Regions from separate parts of the Homo sapiens genome. Here region 2 is linked to region 1. Evidence: read pairs that join two places in POLR2A ChIA-PET (ENCODE). Cell type or tissue: MCF 10A. All regions are shown on one strand.

Region 1 (8,000 bases):
AACCATACTTCGAATTCTGATCCTTTTCCAGACTGGTGATATGCAGTAAAATACTCTTACATGAGATATTCAACACTCTGTTACAGAATAGGCTCTGTATTAGATGATTTTGCCCAACTGTAGGTTAACGTTAAGTGTTCCGAGCAAGCTTAAGTTAGACTAGGCTAGGCTATAATGTTCAGTAAGTTAGGTGTCTTACACGCATTTTCAACAGACATACAATATTTTCAACTTATGATGGGTTTATCAGCATGTAAGCCCATCTTAAGTTGATGAGCATCTATATAAAATTTTGTACAGCAGATACCTATATTGGTCACAACATTTAATTATGAATTAGCACGGTTTTAAAGCTGGTTCAGTAAACGTTTCCTGGCCAACAACTGTCTTCTAAGTAAAAGAGATGACCTTAAAACACTAATTTAGAATGTTAACTGAGTAAAAATTAACATTTTATTGTCCTTACAGAAAAGAGCTGCATTTGAGTAAGAAGCTCTGACCTTAAAATGCCATGACTGTCTAATTATACTAAATGTTAAAAATTTGTATTCTGGGGCTGGGCGTGGTGGCTGACACCTGTAATCCCAGCACTTTGGAAGGCTGAGGCGGGTGGATCACGTGAGGTTGGGAGTTCGAGACTAACCTGACCAACATGGAGAAACCCCATCTCTACTAAAAATACAAATAAGCCAGGCGTGATGGCATGCCTGTAATCCCAGCTACTCAGGAGGGCAGGGGAATCGCTTGTACCCAGGAGGCAGAGGTTGCGGTGAGCCGAGATCGTGCCATTGCACTCCAGCCTGGGCAACAAGAACGAAACTCCGTCTCAAAAAAAAAAAAAAAAGAAAAAAATGTATTCTGAGGGTTTAATGTTATTGCATATAAGACGGTATTTTACCATTAAGTACTCGCTCTAATCTTTGAACTCTGTGATTTGTACAAATATATTGAATTAAAAATTAATGCCTTGAAGTTTCTAAGTTTCAGAAATAATGTCTCACTTTAAAAAGGTATCCCCAAGTAAATACAACTGACCCTTGCACAACATGGGTTTGACCCGTGCAGGTCTACTCATATGCAAATTTTCTTCTGCCTCTGCCACCCCTGAGACAGCTACAGCTAGACCAACCCCTCGTCTTCCTCAGCCTACTCAACATGAAGATGACAGGGATGAAGACCTTTATGATTCACTCGACTTAATAAATAGTAAATATATTTTCTCTTCCTTATGATTTTCTTAATAACCTTTTCTCTAGCTTACTTTAAGAATATAATAGGCCAGGAACGGTGGCTCACGCGTGTAATCCCAGCACTTTGGGAGGCCGAGGCGGGCGGATCACGAGGTCAGGAAATCGAAACTATCCTGACTAACATGGTGAAAGCCGTCTCTACTAAAAATACAAAAAATTAGCCAGCCTTGGTGGCGGGCGCCTGTTGTCCCACTACTCGGGAGGCTGAGGCAGGAGAATGGTGTGAACCAGGGAGGTGGAGCTTGCAGTGAGCCGAGTGCCACTGCACTGCAGCCTGGGCGACAGAGCAAGACTCTGTCTCAAAAAAAAAAAAAAAAGGTAATAGCAAGTGTTGATAAGGATACGGAGAAGCTGGAACGCTCATTCATTGCTGGTGGGATACAAAATGATGCAGTAACTTTGGAAAACAGCTGGGCAGTTGAAGTCCTAATGGTTTTTCTGGTTTTTCCTTAGTAATGACCTTAGGAAGATGAAAATGTGACAGCACTTTAAGGACAAAATTAATCTCACAATTTAAAAAGCAAGAAAATAAATCATGTTAGAAATGTACTTACACTTTCATCATCATCTTCTGCCACAGAAATCTGGGATATATGTTTCTTGGGTATCACCAGAAAATGTGTTGGTGCTTGAGGGGAAATGTCATGGAAAGCAAGGCACTAGGGAAAAGAGAAATAAATAAATAAATCAAACTTTTAGTATATTGGTAGGATAAAACTTATTTCAACAAGTATTTACTGAGCAGTAACTACATGGAGGGCACTAGATGCTAAGAAAACAGAAGTGTACACATTACGAATGGTGCCGTGGTCCTTTCCATGGAAGTCTTTTTTTTTTTGAGATGGAATCTCACTCTGTCACCCAGGCTGTAGTGCAATGGCATGATCTCAGCTCACTGCAACCTCCGCCTCCTGGGTTCAAGTGATTCTCTTGCCTCGGCCTCCCAAGTAGCTGGGATTACAGGCACGTGCCATCATGCCCAGCTAATTTTTGTGTTTTTGTAGAGACGGGGTTTCACCATGTTGTCCAGGCTGGTCTCGAACTCCTGACCTCAGGTGATCCACCTGCCTCGGCCTCCCAGAGTGCTGGGATTACAGGCGTGAGCTACTGCACCCGGACTCCATGGAAGTCTTATGGGAAGACCAACTTTAAAAGTATAATCACCAAAGGTCATACATGTTACAAAGGAAAAATATGAATGATCATTACAGGAAAAGCCTGATTTAGATTAAGTGTTTAAGAACAACTCTGAGGCAGTGACATTTAAACTGGGAGCCAATGAATGCATAAAAATTGGCCATGCTAATCCTTGCCTGCCTCTCCAGATCTCCTGCAGGTCTTCACATGGAACTGGCCTTCTGAGCTCTCTGCCCTCAGAGCTTTTTCAATGATCCTCTCCCCCTCCAAACCCCAACTTCCGTCTAATTTAAACTGCTAGTCATTCCGCCATTCCATTCCCAGCACATACATGATTTCTGGGAGAAAAAAGAAAAAACAGAAAAAAACCTCTGATTGCCCTCCCCGTCCCATTACTCCCAGGTCAGAGTCCTAGTTGTGCAATTTCCTGGTTTTTTTTTTTTCTTTATGATAGCAATCAGTTTTGTAACTACATATTTGTCTGATACTTGATTAATATCTATTCTCACTTTACTCAACTATTTAAGAAATATACCTATCCTTTTGTGTAAAGCTGAAGAGTATATATATGATATTCTTTAGCATTTAGACTAATTATTTAAAACAGTGTCTGTAAATACACATATGACATGAATATTTTCGAATCTCTTGCTCACTGCTGAAGTGAAAGCTGTTTTAATAAAACCCATCCACACTTATTTGTCTCAGGAGTAATTCTACTGGGTACTCCCTACAAAATGCTGATTCATTTAGAATGCTTCCTGCCGTTCTACAGTTGGACTTCGGTGGTTCAAATGTAAATTTTTCAAGAACCATTTCTCAAAGGCAACTGCGAACTTTAAAAAGAAATATTTTTTCTAAAACCAAAGAATTTCCCCTGAGTAGAGACAAAGTATTTTTTTTTTTAATTTACCTAGAGGAACCTAATTAAATTTTTGATAACGTTTTGAATCTAACCGACATTAGTAGAATAAATGTTTTTCTTAGATTTTATATTTCCTAAATTTAACAAAACTGTTTACAAAATTTGTTCTATCTAAATCAGCCAATCTGCCCAGCTTTATCTGAGATCCAATCCCAAAAATACAACTGGCCACTAAATAATTTACACAAGATATCTCAAAGTCACATCAACTGGGATTTCACCTACAAGAAGTCAACAAAAACTACAGTCTTAGTCTCTTGGCATAAAATTACTTCCTGTTGAATACAAAAAGAATCATTCAGCTGTTTGTAAGTCCAAAATGTTCAGCGGGAGAGGTCAACGGAAAGCAAATCCCAGACGCGGGCCCACTTCTTATCTCAGGAGATCGCCTCGCTAGCCCAGGGTAGGCCTTGGGGTGGAGATAGGGATAGGGGTAGGGGTGAGGGTGGCAAGCCGCACCCCGCGGAGGAAGCCGGCAGGCCCAGACGGCCCGCGCACCTCCCAGCGCCCCTGGGGCCCTCGAGCACAATGCCTTGCTGAGCAGCGCCCAGGAACGCCGGGCCCTGGCAGGCCGGCTGTGCGCGGGAGATCGCGGAGATTGGGCCTGAGTCAGGGCGCGATCGGGTTTCTCTCTGTCAGGCAGAGCGCTGGCGAGATTTCGAGATTCCTGATACAGGCAAGGTCCGAGGCAGCCGGGGAACCGGCGGGCTTCCACGCGGGGGCCCCAGTGCGCCCCGACACGCGCCCAGGCCCCGCGGTGCGGCACTCAGGGCGCCCGGCGGCCTGGCCCGCGCCCGGGGCAGATAACGAGTAACCGGAGCGCCGGCACGCGCCGGCAGGCCGCCTCGGAGTGCCCGGGCCCTGTCCGCTGGCTGGGGGCCCGCTGGACCAGGGCAGCCAGGTCCCCTCCCGTCGCCGCTACACTCGCGACCCCTCCTCTCCCTCCGCGAGAAACCCGAGGATCCGCGGACGATACCCACCTCAGCAGGCGAGAGAGGTGGTGCCCAGTACCTACCCGGTCATCCTCAAAAATGATTTTGGCTGGTATTTCCTTGCGGATGATCTTCCCAAAGATCGTGTCGCCACCAGGCCGAGCGACCTGAGCCTTGGCAATCTCATCTGCCATCTCGGCCTCTCTCCCGCGCGGCGGCCAGAGGAGAGGCTCGGAAGAAGGGAGGAACCCGCAGAGCGTGCGGCGCGAGAGGGCGCAGCCAAGCCTGCGCAGGTGCCCCGGCTCTGGCGCCCCACCTAATCTTGCGCGTGCGCACTGGCGACCTGGGCTGCGAGTGCGGCCAGCGCGCTAGAGCGCCTCAGGGACCTCCGGCTTGGGGAAGTTCCTGGTCTTGAGCTCCAAGGAGATTCCTAAGTCGTTTTTCTATCCTCCTTTCTTGTCTCCTGGGGAATGCAGTTACTGGTATAAACCCTTCGTCTGCCTATGGATGCTTGTAGGGAAAGTTGGATACTGTAACTGACAAGATTTGATAATTTAAGTGGTGCTGGCTGCAACTTAGCACTTAGATTATTTAAGGTCTTGCTGCTGCAGCAGATTTTAAGTCCTCTCTTCAACAGAGTTTTTTTCTCTCTCTACCAGTGGTTCTCAATCTTGACTACACATTAAGATCACTTGGGGAGCTTTTAAAAATCCCCGTGAACCTGGCTGCAGCCCAGATCCATTAAATAAGAATCTTTGGAGATGAGCCCCAGGCATCAGTAGTTTGTAAACCTCCCTAGACTGCTCTGCAAAGAATTTTTCCCAGCAGCAATCAACATAATGTATTAATAAAATGACCCACTTTAAAAAAAAAAACCTTCCTTAATCCCACATCCCCCTCCGTATCTTTGCTCGTTTTATAAAGAAGTTTTCTACATACCATGTCTGCTTTCTTATCTTTCATTTTTGAGTCCATTTCCCTCTTGTCAAGGTCACTAAGGACATCCATTTATAAAATCCTATAGACAATTACAGTTATCATACCAGACCTCTAAGTGTACGTATTAAGAAAAAGTATACCTCCTCAATGCCTTTTTTTTTTTTAGATAGATTCTTGCTCTGTCGCCCAGGCTCGACTGCAGTGGCACAATCTCGGCTCATTGCAACCTCTGCCTCCCGAGTTCGAGTGATTCTCATGCCTCAGCCTCCCAAGTAGCTAGGACTACAGGCGCGCACCACCACACCTGGCTAATTTTTGTATTTTTAGTAGAGACAGGGTTTCCCCATGCTGGCCAGGCTGTTCTCAAACTTCTGACCTCAGGTGTTCCACCCGCCTCAGCCTCCCAAAGTGCTGGGATTACAGATGTGAGCTCAGCTGCCTTTTATGATTACATTACTACCCTTGTCTTGGCAAAATTATTGAATGTGGTTGCCTTTAATCTCAAAAGTGTCCATTTGGTACTTTTGCTATCAAAGACATTACTGGGACAATTCGTAAAATCTAAATAATGCCTATAAATTAGATAATAGTTTTGAAGTCATGTTAATTTCCTTTCATAACCACAGAAAAATTGTCAAAATCAGTTGATCTGGGGTGGGGCCCTACAAGTTAGGTTTCTAACTTTCCAGGTGATACAGTTGCTGCTGGCCCGGGAACCATACTTTAAGAACTACTGATACAAGGGAATGTCTTTGTAGGAAAAACCCACTGAAGTATTTAAGGCTATGGGTATCATGTCCGCAACTTACTTTCAAATAGTTCAGAGAAAAAGTGTCTGTCTATAGGTAATTAGAGAAATAGAAAAGGATAAAGCAATTACAATAAAATGTTAACATTTGGAGAATCTGACTGAAAGGCATATGCAAATTCTATGTATTATTCTTGCAACTTTTATGTGTCTGAAATTGTCAAAATAAAAAAATGTGTGCTGGTTTGGATAATAAATAACATGGTCAGCTTTCATTCCATCTGAAGGCTTTACCATCTATAGAGTAGTGACTCTCAAGTATTTGTCTCTTGACCTACCTCTTCCCTTAATTCCAGACTGGTCTGTGACATACATTACAGCCTATTGACCACCTCCACTTAGATGGCTACCAGGCACTGCAATTTTATTTTGACTCCCTCCACAACAAACAAACCAAAACCTCCTTTTGCAGGATTCTGTATCTGCTGTACCACCATTCACCCAGTCACTCCAGCCAAAAAGCCTTGAAATCATCCTTAAACCTTCTCTCTGTACTTTCAACACACATCACCAAGGATCTAATCACTTATCTCCTCTATCTCCACTACTCTAATCCAAGCTACTAACATCTCTTTCCTGGAGTACTTTGAAAGGCTCCTAGTTGGATAACCTATCTGCTTCCATTGTAGTTAATTTGCCACACAGCACCCAAAATGATCTTTATAAAATATAAATCATAATGTCACTCTCCTGCTGGTAATATGCTAGTGTATAACATCACAGAATAAAATCCAACATCCTTACCTTGGCTTATAGGGCCCTGTGTGATCAGGCCCATTGCTGCTGCTTCTACCTCATTTCTTTCCATTTCAACCTTATTGACTGGCATCACGCAAACTCAGTGTGCTAGGCAGAAGATGCCCATGTCCTAATCCCTGGAGCCTGTGAATATGTTACTTTACATGGTAAGTGGGATTTTGTAGATGTGATTAAGTTAAGGATCTTGGAATAGGGAGGTTCCTGCATTATCTAGGTGGGCCCAAAGTAATCACAACAGCCCTTGTAAGTGAAAGAGAGACACAGAAGAGTGAGAGTAAGAGAAGGAGATGTGACCACAGAGGCAGAGGTGAGAGTCTGAGATTTGAAAATGCTCGGCCGGGTGTGGTGACTCACGACTGTAATCCCAGCACTTTGGGAGGCCGAGGTGGGCTATCATGAGGTCAGGCGTTTGAGACCAGCCTGGCCAACATGGTGAAACCCTGTCTCTACTAAAAATACCAAAAATAGTTGGGCATGGTGGCAGGAGCCTGTAATCCCAGCTACTCGGGAGGCTGAGGCAGGAGAATCGTTTGAACCTGTGAGGCGGAGGTTGCAGTGAGCCGAGATCATGCCATTGCAGCCTTGGCAACAGGGTAAGACTCTGTCTCGAAAAAAAAAAAAAAGCTCCATTATTGGCTTTGAAAATGGAAGGAGTTGGGCCAGGTGCGGTGGCTCACGCCTGTAATCCCAGCACTTTGGGAGGCCAAGGCAGGCGGATCACGAGGTCAGGAGATTGAGACCATCCTGGCTAACATGGTCAAACCCCGTCTTTACTAAAAATATAAAAAATTCGCTGGGCGTGGTGGCAGGCGCCTGTAGTCCCAGATAATCAGGAGGCCGAGGCAGGAGAACGGCGTGAACACGGGAGGCGGAGCTTGCAGTGAGCTGAGATCAGGGAGGCGGAGCTTGCAGTGAGCTGAGATCATGCCACTGCACTCCAGCCTGGGCGACAGTAGGAGACTCCTTCTCAAAAAAAAAAAAAAAAAAAAAAAAAAAAGGAAAAGAAAATGGAAGGAGCCAAAAACAGGTAGCATTTTGTAAGTCAGAAGTCCAAATTGAGTTTCACTGAGCTAAAATCAAGTGTTGGCAAGGGTGCATTCCTTCTGGATGCTCTAGGGAAGAAATCATTTCCTCACCGTTTCCAATTTCTAGAGGAGGCTTGCTTGGTTTGTGGCCCCTTCCTCCATCTTCCTCCATCTTCAAAGCCAGCAGCAGAACATCTTCAAACTTCTCCCTGACTCTGCTTCCTT
Region 2 (8,000 bases), 150 kb after region 1:
GTCTTGGGAGAGTGTATGTGTCCAGGAATTTATCCATTTCTTCTAGATTTTCTAGTTTATTTGCGTAGAGGTGTTTGTAGTATTCTCTGATGGTAGTTTGTATTTCTGTGGGATCGGTGGTGATATCCCCATTATCATTTTTTATTGGGTCTATTTGATTCTTCTCTCTTTTTTTCTTTATTAGTCTTGCTAGCGGTCTATCAATTTTGTTGATCCTTTCAAAAAACCAGCTCCTGGATTCATTAATTTTTTGAAGGGTTTTTTGTGTCTCTATTTCCTTCAGTTCTGCTCTGATCTTAGTTATTTCTTGCCTTCTTCTAGCTTTTGAATGTGTTTGCTCTTGCTTGTCTAGTTCTTTTAATTGTGATGTTAGGGTGTCAATTTTGGATCTTTCCTGCTTTCTGTTGTGGGCATTTAGTGCTATAAATTTCCTTCTACACACTGCTTTGAATGTGTCCCAGAGATTCTGGTATGTTGTGTCTTTGTTCTCGTTGGTTTCAAAGAACATCTTTATTTCTGCCTTCATTTTGTTATGTACCCAGTAGTCATTCAGGAGCAGGTTGTTCAGTTTCCATGTAGTTGAGCGGTTTTGAGTGAGATTCTTAATCCTGAGTTCTAGTTTGATTGCACTGTGGTCTGAGAGATAGTTTGTTATAATTTCTGTTCTTTTACATTTGCTGAGGAGAGCTTTACTTCCTAGTATGTGGTCCATTTTGGAATAGGTGTGGTGTGGTGCTGAAAAAAATGTATATTCTGTTGATTTGGGGTGGAGAGTTCTGTAGATGTCTATTAGGTCTGCTTGGTGCAGAGCTGAGTTCAATTCCTGGATATCCTTGTTGACTTTCTGTCTCATTGATCTGTCTAATGTTGACAGTGGGGTGTTAAAATCTCCCATTATTAATGTGTGGGAGTCTAAGTCTCTTTGTAGGTCACTCAGGACTTGCTTTATGAATCTGGGTGCTCCTGTATTGGGTGCATATATATTTAGGATAGTTAGCTCTTCTTGTTGAATTGATCCCTTTACCATTATGTAATGGCCTTGTCTCTTTTGATTTTTGATGGTTTAAAGTCTGTTTTATCAGAGACTAGGATTGCAACCCCTGCCTTTTTTTGTTTTCCATTTGTTTGGTAGAGCTTCCTCCATCCTTTTATTTTGAGCGTATGTGTGTCTCTGCACGTGAGATGGGTTTCCTGAATACAGCACACTGATGGGTCTTGACTCTTTATCCAATTTGCCAGTCTGTCTTTTAATTGGAGCATTTAGTCCATTTACATTTAAAGTTAATATTGTTATGTGTGAATTTGATCCTGTCATTATGATGTTAGCTGGTTATTTTGCTCGTTAGTTGATGCAGTTTCTTCCTAGTCTGGATGGTCTTTACATTTTGGCATGATTTTGCAGCGGCTGGTACCAGTTTTTCCTTTCCATGTTTAGTGCTTCCTTCAGGAGCTCTTTTAGGGCAGGCCTGGTGGTGACAAAAATCTCTCAGCATTTGCTTGTCTGTAAAGGATTTTATTTCTCCTTCACTTATGAAGCTTAGTTTGGCTGGATATGCAATTCTGGGTTGAAAATTCTTTTCTTTAAGAATGTTGAATATTGGCCCACACTCTCTTCTGGCTTGTAGGGTTTCTGCCGAGAGATCCGCTGTTAGTCTGATGGGCTTCCCTTTGTGGGTAACCCGACTTTTCTCTCTGGCTGCCCTTAATATTTTTTCCTTGATTTCAACTTTGGTGAATCTGACAATTATGTGTCTTGGAGTTGCTCTTCTCAAGGAGTATCTTTGTGGCGTTCTCTGTATTTCCTGAATCTGAACGTTGGCCTGCCTTGCTAGATTGGGGAAGTTCTCCTGGATAATATCCTGCAGAGTGTTTTCCAACTTGGTTCCATTCTCCCCATCACTTTCAGGTATACCAATCAGACGTAGATTTGGTCTTTTCACATAGTCCCATATTTCTTGAAGACTTTGCTCGTTTCTTTTTATTCTTTTTTCTCTGAACTTCCCTTCTCACTTCATTTCATTCATCTCATCTTCCATCGCTGATACCCTTTCTTCCAGTTGATCACATCGGCTCCTGAGGCTTCTGCATTCTTCCCGTAGTTCTTGAGCTTTGGTTTTCAGCTCCATCAGCTCCTTTAAGCACTTCTCTGTATTGGTTATTCTAGTTATACATTCTTCTAAATTTTTTTTCAAAGTTTTCAACTTCTTTGCCTTTGGTTTGAATGTCCTCCAGTAGCTCAGAGTAATTTGATCGTCTGAAGCCTTCTTCACTCAGCTCGTCAAAGTCATTCCCTGTCCAGCTTTGTTCTGTTGCTGGTGAGGAACTGCATTCCTTTGGAGGAGGAGAGGCGCTCTGCTTTTTAGAGTTTCCAGTTTTTCCGTTCTGTTTTTTCCCCATCTTTGTGGTTTTATCTACTTTTGGTCTTTGATGATGGTGATGTACAGATGGGTTTTTGGTGTGGATGTCCTTTTTGTTTGTTAGTTTTCCTTCTAACAGACAGGACCCTCAGCTGCCGGTCTGTTGGAGTACCTTGCTGTGTGAGGTGTCAGTGTGCCCCTGCTGGGGGGTGCCTCCCAGTTAGGCTTCTCGGGGGTTAGGGGTCAGGGACCCACTTGAGGAGGCAGTCTGCCCGTTCTCAGGTCTCCAGCTGCGTGCTGGGAGTGCCAGTGCTCTCTTCAAAGCTGTCAGACAGGGACATTTAAGTCTGCAGAGGTTACTGCTTTTTGTTTGTCTGTGCCCTGCCCCAAGAGGTGGAGCCTACAGAGGCAGGCAGGCCTCCTTGAGCTGTGGTGGGCTCCACCCAGTTTGAGCTTCCAGGCTGCTTTGTTTACCTAAGCAAGCCTGGGCAATGGTGGGTGCCCCTCCCCCAGCCTGGCTGCTGCCTTGCAGTTTGATCTCAGTCTGCTGTGCTAGCAATCAGCGATACTCCGTGGGCGTAGGACCCTCCGAGCCAGGCGCGGGATATAATCTCGTGGTGCGCTGTTTTTTAAGCCCCTCGGAAAAGCACAGTATTTGGGTGGGAGTGACCCGATTTTCCAGGTGCCGTCCGTCACCCCTTTCTTTGACTAGGAAAGGGAACTCCCTGACCCCTTGCACTTCCCGAGTGAGGCAATGCCTCGCCCTACTTTGGCTTGCAAACGGTGTGCGCACCCACTGACCTGCGCCCACGATCTGGCTCTCCCTAGTGAGATGAACCCAGTACCTCAGATGGAAATGCAGAAATCACCCGTCTTCTGTGTCGCTCACGCTGGGATCTGTAGACGGGAGCTGTTCCTATTCGGCCATCTTGGCTCCTCCTCCCTTTTCTTTTTCTTTTCTTTTCTTTTTTTTTTTTAGACGGAGTCTTGCTCTGTCACCCAGGCTGTAGTGCAGTGGCGTGATCTTGGCTCACTGAAAGCTCTGCCTCCCGGGTTCACACCATTCTGCTGCCTCAGCCTCCCTTGTAGCTGGGACTACAGGTGCCTGCCACGACGCCCGGCTGATTTTTTGTATTTTTAGTGGAGGCGGGGTTTTGCCATGTTAGCCAGGATGGTCTCCATCTCCTGACCTCGTGATCTGCCTGCCTCGGCCTCCCAAAGTGCTGGGATTACAGGCATGAGCCACCGCGCCTGGCCCCTCTCTTCTTCCTTTTCTGTTTGGATGCCTTTTATTTCTGAGGCTTATCTTTCATTCTGTTAACAGTGTCTTGCAAATAGCAGAAATTAGTATTTGAATGAAATTATTACTTTGTCTTTTTTAAGTGGATTGTGCTTTTGTGTTTTAGTTTACTAATCTTTGCCCAAGATAAGGCCACAAAGATTTTATGGAAGTTTTATGGTTTTACCTTTAGGTCTGTGATTGATTTTGAGTTAATTTTGGCATGCGGTATGAATATTCAGTTGTTCCAGCTTCATTTGTTGAGAAAGCTATCCTTTCTCTGCTGGATTGCCTTTGTACCCTTATGGAAAATAAGTTGACTACATGTGTGTAGTTGTATTTCTGGACTCTCAGTTTTGTTTTATTGACCTGTTAAGTCTCTCTGCCTACTAGTACAGTGTTTTTGTAGCTTTATAATAAACCTTGAATTCTGGTTGTATAAGGCTTCCAAAATTTTTGCCCTTTTTAAAAGCCGTTTTGATTGATCTAGCTCTTTGCCATTTCCATATGATTTTATTTAATTAATTTATTTTATTTATTTTGAGGCAGAGTCTCACTCTGTCACCCTGGCCGTAGTGCAGTGGCATGATCTTGGCTCACTGCAACCTCTGTCTCCTGGGTTCAAGCGATCCTCCTGCCTCGGCCTTCCGAGTAGCTGGGATTACAGGTGTGCACCACCATGCCCGACTAAACTGTAGGATTTTAGAATAAACATGCCAGTTTATTCTACAAAAAGGTCAGCTGGGATTCTTATTAGAATTGTGTTGACTATATTGATCAAATTGGGGAGAATTGACATGTTAACATCATTGACTTCATTGATCTATGAACATAATATTATTCTCTATTTGTTTTTGCACATAATTTGATAATTTCTTCATAATTCATACTTTTACACTACAAATGAAATTATTTTTTAAATGATTGTCCTTTTTTTTTTTTTTTGGAGACAGGATCTGGCTCTGTTGCCGGGGTTGGAGTTCAGTGGCACAATCATAGCTCACTGTAACCTCGAACTCTTGGGCTCAAGTAATCCTCCCACCACAGCCTCCTGAGTAGCTAGGACTACAGGCATGCTCCACCATGCCTGGTTAACTTAAAACATTTTTTTTGTTGTTGTTGAGACAGGGTCTCCCTGTGTTTCCCAGGCTGGTCTTAAAATCCTGGCCTCAAGCAATCATCCCACCCTGGCCTCCCAGAGTGCTGGGATTATACATATGAGCCACCGTGCCTGGCTTCTGATTATTCTTTGTACAAGTGTTCTATAGAAATAGAATTGATTTTTGAGTATTAATCTTGGTTTTTGAGTATTGATCCTGCAACCTTCCTAGACTTATTTATTCTATTAATAGTAGTCTTGGTTTTCCTAATTTCGTTATCAGAGTTAGCATAGCCTCTTAGTTCACTGTCAGTTTAGAGTTGAAGAAATGTGTAAGTTTATAAAATTAATATCAATGTCTTGCCAGGAATGAGATTAAGCAACCCCAATGGTTTTCATTTTTCCTTTAATGAAATTCATTTTTCCTTTAATGAAGTACCAGTATTCTTCATAATATGGAACCTTGACACTTCAAGCTACCATTATTTAAGGTGTTAAATTTATAGGCAATTTCAGCAAAGTAATTGATTATGAAGGATGAATTGCTGTTTGTTTTTATGACTGGAATTCTAAGAATCTGTTCAAGTTATGTGTTTTGGAGGAAGAGCCAGTTGCCTTGGTGATGGCTTTGGGAGACAAGGAAGAGTATGTGGGACTTTATGTTTGTGGCTTGAGCGGAATATATGGATTATGGTGTGATTTGTTGAGATGACGAAGACTGAGGAAGCAGTGTATCTAGTATTGTCAATTCAGGTTGGACACGTTAGATTTTAGGCGTGTTTTGTCTACTGTGTTAAGGCTTATAGGTTTATTTGGACGCTTTTAGATGAACTATATCTTAGGTTAAAAACAGACCTGAGGTCACACAGCTAGTCATTTGCAGAATTTGAACTTCAGCTTCTGACTCTTAAGTCCATGTTTGTTATCCCCTTATGCTATATTATATCCTCAAGGCAGAGAAACATGCTTGGCTGTGACAATACTAAAATGTTCCCTGGGAGCTATTAGAAATACGTAGCAGAGTTTGCAAGCTCAGATGTCTGCAGGGTACAGACAAGTAATTGTGAGCCAGGTTGTAACATAAAGGAGAGTGGCGACTTCTGTGGAGAACTGCAGAGTCCCATCCACAGGGTTAGTTAGCTGCTAATCAGCTCCAGAAGATTGTTTCCATATGGGAATGTGGGGCCAGTATTGCCAGATATTCTGATTTTTCAAGAGAGGTCCAAAATCTGGATTTTCATGTAAAGTCCTGATTTATAAATGTAGGCAGTTATCCTTTAACCATGCAGACCAACCTAGTGTGGGTCCACCAAAGGTATCTGTCTGCTGGATTCTGCCCGGTGGGTAGATATAATGTGGAAGCAACAATAAATTTATATGGTGGGAAAAGTGTGTTAACTGTGTATAATAAGCACGTTATGGTGTTGAAATGCAGGTTGCTTAGGTTAAACATGGTGCTTAGTGAGCCTAGTGTTTGAGTTCAGTCTTTATATGGATCAGTTAATTATAGATGGGGGAGGGGGAATTGCTCTCTGTAGCTTTTTGCCTCCTAATTGCATGCTTTCATTTGCAGATAGGGCCAGATTTGAGTGTGTGAATTTTTGAGTGAAACCTGGAACCCAAATGAGAAGAAATCTGCAAGGAATAACTACTGACAGTGAATCTGCGGTCATCTGTATGCATAATATGGAATGTTCTTAACCCAGAAGTAGCTGAATGTGTTACTCCATTGCTGAGGAGTGGTAAGTCTGATAATCTCCACTGATAATTAAATAACCTAAACCCTTTCCATAAAAAGAGGATGACTACTTCTACATTCTTAGCATTTGCTGACATTAATTTTTATATTACAGAGGAGGACAGCAGTGCAGTTTAAGGGAATTCTTTATCCCTAACATCATGTTTAATGTCTGATTTCAGAGTTTGGCTTGCTTCTTCCAGTTAGGCACATCCTTTCCTTTGCCTAGGCATTTTTCTCTATTATTTGTTCTTCAGTCCGAGGCCTGAAATACTGTATTTGAAATATTCAGCCAGCGCTGAAATGATGGTCATGATAGTTACCAGCATCCATTTTAATCTTAGTTGTGGTAGGTCTCATTCTCTTTGGGAGTGATTGTTTTAGGAATGGACATGAGAAACAGTTTTGTCCAATGAGAGACAAAAGGGACATCTGCAAGAGGCTTTTGGGGAAATCTTTCTTGCTTTTGTGAAAAGGAAGAAAATAGATGGTCCCTCTTCTCCGCAGAGCTGATATTACGTAGATGTGATGTGTGGAAGTGCTGGAGCCATCTTTTTAGTAGCCTGAAGGTGGTGCCTTATGTGAAGGAGGGAGAACCAAGGGAACTGGAGAAAAGTAGAACTAGAGTTCCATTTACCATGCCTATAGCCTCTCTATCTGAATTTTCTTATTGTTTAAGCAGTTTTGCCTTGAGATTTCCTGTTATTTGCTATAGAAATTATCTAGATTTATTTGGTTTCTTCCTTTTTTGATTACTCAAAGCCATGTTTTTTAGTGTCGCACACATTTCTACTTGATCATGTTCTTTGTAGCCCCTTACAAGCTTTATGAAGTCAAGGGGTATGTTTATATTCCTATTGTATCTGACTCTAATACTTCTTAATGATGTCATCAATACATGTTTGCTTAACTGAATTACTTGATAAGTATTTGAAAAACCAATCCGTAGAATCTAATAATTACAGAGATTTTTTTTTTTAAATTCACATCCTTTTCTTTACCCACACTGCTTCCCTCTAGGATTATGAGTGAAGTTTGTTTTTTCTTTAAGACTTCCAGTATGTAACACATGTTCAAGTGGTTAGTTCTACTCCAGACAATGTTGCCTTTTGTTTTTGTCCAACTTTACCGTCAGAACCAGGTTCTCTCCTTTATGTTTGAGTATTGGCTTTCAATCTAATAAATGGAATTTCACTTTCTTCTTCATTATAAAAACAGAATAGTTTGCCTTCTATTTTCTGTGATAATTATAGGAATGAGGGACGTCAATAGTAAGAAGCATAATTCAGGAATAATTTGTATTTGGCTTTGGAATGCACATTCACAGAAAGATTCCCTAAAGTGTGCATCCCCACTCTGTTCTTAGGACTGTGTGTTTTGGGGGAGGTGGAGGGAAGTTTGGCGGTGATGTAGTAAGAGGGATCTTGGGCCATAGGATGGATGATCTAGTTGCTTATGTTTTAAAGCTCTGTGAAACAAATCATTTTTTTTTTTTGACCTGGCTCTAGATATAAATGTTTCTTTCTA

What was found. Peaks named below come from ENCODE experiments on the same cell type or tissue, not always from the same donor. Only the 100,000 strongest peaks of a DNase experiment are listed, where the experiment ranks them.
Region 2: POLR2A ChIA-PET joins it to region 1 with 11 read pairs; 5 of 35 experiments call an interaction of 5 or more read pairs at or near these places.

What each region holds. Positions count from the first base shown.
Region 1 is chr5:131,160,768-131,168,767 of GRCh38, forward strand. It overlaps HINT1 (histidine triad nucleotide binding protein 1), which reads right to left and starts at 4,489. Exons shown (of 3, transcript NM_005340.7): 1 at 4,328-4,489; 2 at 1,805-1,909. The coding sequence starts at 4,438. RefSeq lists enhancers at 3,218-3,878, 3,879-4,538, 4,809-4,858 and silencers at 3,669-4,308, 4,519-4,598, 4,609-4,658. In MCF 10A, a CTCF peak has its summit at 4,504; DNase peaks (open chromatin) are centred at 3,864 and 4,554.
Region 2 is chr5:131,309,668-131,317,667 of GRCh38, forward strand. CDC42SE2 (CDC42 small effector 2) reads left to right here. Exons shown (of 5, transcript NM_001375635.1): 2 at 6,309-6,477. Among named protein-coding and RNA genes, the nearest start is that of CDC42SE2, 50 kb to the left of the region's middle. RefSeq lists an enhancer at 2,114-2,922 and a silencer at 2,663-2,884. In MCF 10A, no CTCF peak of the experiment used is centred here; a DNase peak (open chromatin) is centred at 3,184.